Regions from separate parts of the Homo sapiens genome. Here region 1 is linked to region 2. Evidence: chromatin contacts called from ENCODE Hi-C data. All regions are on one chromosome and are shown on one strand. The core of a region is the stretch at or near the end of the contact, and the rest is flanking DNA. Distances in the headings are between cores, read along the strand shown. Region 1 overlaps CAVIN2-AS1 (CAVIN2 and TMEFF2 antisense RNA 1). Region 2 has its middle 110 kb from the start of NABP1.

Region 1 (2,876 bases), core at 276-2,775, 340 kb before region 2:
GAGAGAAATGGCTGAAGAACTTCTTCAAGAGCCCAATGTTCAATTGTTGATTATCTAACTATGGAATGCCATATAACTTCTCTCACCATTACCCATCTCTTTAGTAAAACGCTACCACCCACAGCTGCTCCCCAGAGTGATATTTTAGGACTAAGAGCAAAGAATTAAGGGGAAGAAACTGCATCCTATGTCTGAGTTGATACTAGGGCAAAGATAAAGAAACACCCAGAAGACACAATAAACAAAAATCCAGCATCAGTAAGATAGCAAAGCCCAAGATGACTAAATGAAGCACAAATCCCTGAGCACTGCAAAACTCCTAGAGCAGTTATTGGATTTCCCTTAAGACATGGGGTAGAGGTTCTTAAGAGCAGCAGGTGATATCTGGATTACTACTCCTGAAGGGCAGGACCACGTCTTTGTCTTTGTGTATCACATAATGCCTCTACAGGCACTAGTACAAACCTCCTAGGAAGAACTTATGAAAGTTTGTTGAATAATTTATAATGGTGAGATGAAATCTCAGCTCCTAACTGCCAAATAGGGAACAGGGACTTCCCAGGGGCCTTCAAGTATGAAACACAGGAGCTGCTGTGTTTGCAGGTAACTGCCCCAAGACCCTGATTTGAGGGGCTGCTAGCCAGAAACTTCTTTATCGGTCAGCCCCAGATTGAGATTCCCACCACTAGGGATTTTGTGGTAGACTTAAGACTTAAGAGATCCAAAAGCAATGCCTTCATAACTAGTTCTCACAACCCAGCACAGGGAAAACTCCCATCACTGTATGAAAAGGTTTTCAAACTCAGTCTTAAAAGACTCATTATCGGCCGGGCACAGTGGCTCACGCCTGTAATCACAGCACTTTGGGAGGCCGAGGCAGGCGGATCACCTGAGGTCAGAAGTTCGAGACCAGCCTGGCCAACATGGTGAAATCCCGTCTCTCCTAAAAATACAAAAATTAGCTGGGCGTGGTGGCAGGCACCTGTAATCCCAACTATTGGGGAGGCTGAGGCAGGAGAATCGCTTGAACCTGGGAGGCAGAAGTTGCAGTGAGCCGAGATCGCACAATTGCACTCCAGTCCGGGGGACAAGAGTGAGACTTTGTCTCAAAAAAAAAAAAAAAGACTCATTATCTCATTTTTGTTATTTGAATTTGAAAACAGCAAAGAGCAACTTAGTAGTTCTTTGGGTTATGAGTGATGCTGAAGGCAGAGTCATCATGTCAGAAGAAAAAAAAACAAATAGTATTTTATAAAAGGTAAATATACTCTTACACAGAATTATTTCTGTACTAGTGAGATGATGTCTAAAGGCAAGTGAGGTTTCTGATGCTTAGTCAGTCTCTGATTCACTGAGCACATGCTATGCTATGCAGAGAAGGAAAATAATGTGAACAAGATAGAAGTGGTCTTGTCTTTGTGGTGATAGCATTATAATGCGAGATACGGTAAAGGGGAAATTATGACATGGAATTTATGACACAGAACAGGAAGTGTCATACTGGGGGAATATAGAATGAGAAGAGAGTTTGTAATCAGGGACTAGGTCAGATTCCAGGTCTAGGACAACCTTTGAGAAGAACTAACTTGTAACATGAGACCTAAATGAGGAAAAGAACATGCCAAGAAGAGTCAGTGAGAAGTTGGAAGAGTGTCCTAGAAAGAGGGAAAAGCATTTTCTGGAACAGAGAACCAGACTGAACACAGGGTCAATTCACCAACAAAGCACAAGCAACAAAAGTTCTATTTCTATTTTTCAATCTAGCGTTTTCAAAACAGATCAAAGTAAAAATCATTGAAAAAAAATCACTCCTTTCTTAGGCTGACTTACTGGCTGAAATGTATTTTACAGTCTTGAATTGTTTTTATTTTGAATCACAAAAGTGAGGTCCCACAGTCTTTTCAGTGCCTAGAACTGGTGGCAATATTGATAGTGGGTGATGTTTGCCGAATATCAGTTATACCCCAGCATTGCTCTGAGTGTTTTATACTCCTTGACTCATTTAAGCCTCACAATAATTCTATTATCATCTGATTTTATAGATGGGAAAACTGAGAGGGAGCAATTAAGTAAGCAGGCTGGGGTCATGATGTTATTAAGTGACAAAGCTGAAATTTGAACCCCTATAGTCTGGTGCCAAAGTCTGGGCTCCTAACTACAAACTTTGTACCCATATGTTGGGGAAGTGAAATAACTTCCCTATGGCTCGTAGACATACCTAAAAGTTGAGGCTAAAGAAAAATTAAGAACAATATCATGAAGGGTCTGATGAGCCCTATCAAGGAGTTGGAACTACTTCATGAGAGAATGAGCCTTTGAAGGTTTTTAAGCATAAAAATGACTATTTGGCTGGGGGCAGTGGCTCAAGACTTTCATCACAGCACCTTGCGTGGCCAAGGTGGGCAGAAAATTTGAGCCCAGGAGTCTGAGACTAGCCTGGGCAACAGGGCAAAACCCCCCATTTCTACTAAAAATACAAAAATTATCCAGGCATGGTGGCTATGATGGTTAATACTGAGTGTCAACTTGATTGGATTGAAGGATACAAAGTATTAATCCTGGGTGTGTCTGTGACGGTGTTGCCAAAGGAGATTAACATTTGAGTCAGTGGGCTGGGAAAGGCAGACCCACCCTTAATCTGGGTGGGCACAATCTAATCAGCTGCCAGCACAGCTAGAATATAAGCAGGCAGAAAAATGTCAAGAGAGAGACTGGCCTAGCCTCCTAGCCTACATCTTTCTCCCATGCTGGATGTTTCCTGCCCTTAAACATCCAAGTTTAATTGAAGACTCCAAGTTCTTCAATTGTGGAACTCAGACTGGCTCTCCTCACTCCTCAGCCTGCAGACAGCCTATTGTAGAACCTTGTGATTGTGT
Region 2 (2,742 bases), core at 243-2,742:
CTACCACTCTCCATTCTAATAAGCCAGTTTCAGTTGTACTAGAAAAGTCCTCTTGTCAATAGGAGAAGTCCCAAATTTTCCATCATCTGCATGCCTGACACCCGCATGGCCGACATGCCTTTAACTACCATTTATGGACCAGGTACTTTATATACCTAATCTCTAGTCCCTATAGCCACTCACAAATGTGCATATTACTATCATCGTTACTATTTGACACATGAGAAAATAGACTCATAAAGGTTAAATGACTCGCCTAAGGGCCCACAAGTGATAAGTAGATGAACACAGATTAGAACTTCTAATTACCAATCTTCTGTCTTATTTCCAAGCCTTGTGACTCAAAGACAAAGCTTGTCATTGCCACAATTAATGTTCAAATGCAAACGTAGACAGCATAGGATAATAAGACTCTGTGTCACTCACACTAAGGATCCAATGAGGAGAGCAATGGAGCCCCCATACCTGGTAAGAGTGGGGAAAGAAAAGGTTTCAAAGAAGTGAGTCTGAGGGTCCTAGGGACACAGTGTGCCTTCTCACAATTCTACCCAGGGTGGGGCGACTGAATTCTCAAAGCCTTGTCTTATTTTATCTCATGAGGCAAAAGCTCACTTTCATTCTAGGGCTTCAAAGGTAGCCAGCACATTTGAATTACCCAATTTGTCATAAAAATATTGTTAGGAAAATGCCCAAACTATCAAAGATGAATTAAATTTTTCTGGCAGCTTGAGTTGGACTCATGTCTCTTCTTTCATTTGATATGTTACTGCTTGGTTTTTCATGATCTTGATATCCTTGCTTAGAAACAACATTCTCAGACACCAGGTATCAAGTAAGGGTTCAGGCCCCACTGCCTGAGTTCAAATTTTCAGAGTTTGGAGGAAGGCAGCCCAAGGGTCACTGGAATTATAATAACTTAAGGGAAAAAAAAAAAATATATATATATATATATACCAAGTTAGGCTTATGGCTTCCTCCCTAACTACCCAATGGAAAGAGATAGGGAGTAAGATAACTAGATGACATTTTTGGTCATTGTTGTTCCTAAAGGTCAACGTTTCTTCAGCTCTGGTTAAATTTTCAGCATTCTTACTTCTGCATGTTCTGTCCAGCCCCTCCTATTCCTATAATTTTGAGGAAGTCACTGAGGGAAAGTGCTGACTCATAAAATTAGTGACTGGAAGCCAGTAAGTGACAGCACTTACAGGCAAGTTTGTATTAAAAATGTAATGATGTCAAGAAATTTCTCCAGGGACTTTGGCTTTTTATTGAAGTAAACTCATTTTCCCAGGTCTCACTTTGTTGCTTTTCATATTTGCAACTTTAATGACCAGAAAAAAAACCCCACAAAAAACCCAAAACGAAACAAAACAAAACAAAAACAAGCAGAGGAAGAAAGAAGGGAGGAGAGAGGGGGTGGGGAGAGAGAGTAAGAGAAAGAAATACGTGCATTAAAGAAAGGATTTGTTATCAGTACCCTCTTCTGGAAACACAAGAATGTAGCCTGGAATCGAGCTGTGGCATTTCTTTGATGAGAAAACAAAGAGATTTACGCTAGCAGACAGCGTCAGGCTTCCATGTGTCTGATGTTATTTGGGGTTGACATAATGTAGTAGAAAGAGCCCTAAACTTAGAAATCAAAAATTGTGGATTTAAATCCAGCCTTTGCTCCTAACCTTCTACGACCTCAATATTTAAATAATTCGGTGTTTTAAGTATAGTAGACCATATATCTGGATTAGAATCACCAGAGGCTGTTGCTAAAACTGCAGAATCCCAGGATTCACTCCACCATCAGAATCAAACGGCAGGAATAGGTATGAATCTCAATTTTAAACAATTTCCAGGGAAATTCTTAAGTAGTGTTCTGGCTTCAGTTACCTAATCTGTAGGTAGATAACTACAGATAACTGATGATTTTCTTAGATTAAGTGACCTATAATGCCCCTTACACATCTAACGCTTCGTGATCTTATAAAACAAAACAGAAGGAATGATTCCTCAATGGATTAACAAACTGTGATGGATCCATACAGTGGATTAATCCTCAGGAGTAAAAAGGAATGAATTATTGATACATGCAGCCACATGCATGAATCTCAAAATATTTATGCTAGGTGAAAGAAATCAGACAAGAAAAGATGATTTCATTTTCATAAAATCCTAGAAACCGCAGAGTAATCTATAGTCACAGAAAGCAGACTGGGGATGGGGCAAAAAGAAGGAGGTCTTACAAAGGGGGCAACTATGAAACTTTCGGGGTGAAGGAAATGTTCATTATCTTGACTGAGGTGGCGGTTTCCTGGGTAAGCACATATGTCAAAACTTGTGAAACCACACACTAAATCTCTGCCGTTTACTATAAATCACTTACCCCAATAAAGTTGAAAAAGAAAGAAAAGAAAAAGAAAAGAAAAGAAAGAAGGAAGGAAGGAAGGAAGGAAGGAAGGAAGGAAGGAAGGAAGGAAGGAAGGAAGGAAGGAAGGAAAGAAAGAAAGAAAGAAAAAGAGAAAGAAAGAAAGAAAGAAAGAAAGAAAGAAAGAAAGAAAGAAAGAAAGAGAAAGAAAGAAAGAAAAAGGAAGGAAGGAAGGAAGGAAAAGAAAGAAAGAAGGGAAGAAAGGAAGAAAGAAAGAGAAAAGAAAAGAGAAAAAAGAAAGGGAAGGAAGGAAGGAAGGAAGGAAATAGACTAGGATCTTGGGGAAGTTTGGATATCCATCTTCCTGGATATCCAAAAAGATTTCC

What was found. A loop is a pair of places that touch in the nucleus more often than their neighbours do. Pooled maps may share reads with other maps.
Region 1: a loop to region 2 is called in a pooled map, with 2.1 times the contacts of the local background. The contact joins two enhancer-like sites. A Hi-C loop is called at or near these places in 2 of 37 single-sample maps with no recorded cell type and 4 of 50 pooled maps.

The regions. Positions count from the first base shown.
Region 1 is chr2:191,909,285-191,912,160 of GRCh38, reverse strand. The region is part of intron 1 of CAVIN2-AS1 (CAVIN2 and TMEFF2 antisense RNA 1); the gene reads right to left. Among named protein-coding and RNA genes, the nearest start is that of CAVIN2, 64 kb to the right of the region's middle. Within about 2 kb of position 1,525, at least 2 of the 41 ENCODE cell types and tissues checked have a DNase peak (open chromatin) inside an H3K27ac peak, as active enhancers do.
Region 2 is chr2:191,570,026-191,572,767 of GRCh38, reverse strand. No RefSeq gene overlaps it. Among named protein-coding and RNA genes, the nearest start is that of NABP1, 110 kb to the left of the region's middle. Within about 2 kb of position 1,492, at least 4 of the 41 ENCODE cell types and tissues checked have a DNase peak (open chromatin) inside an H3K27ac peak, as active enhancers do.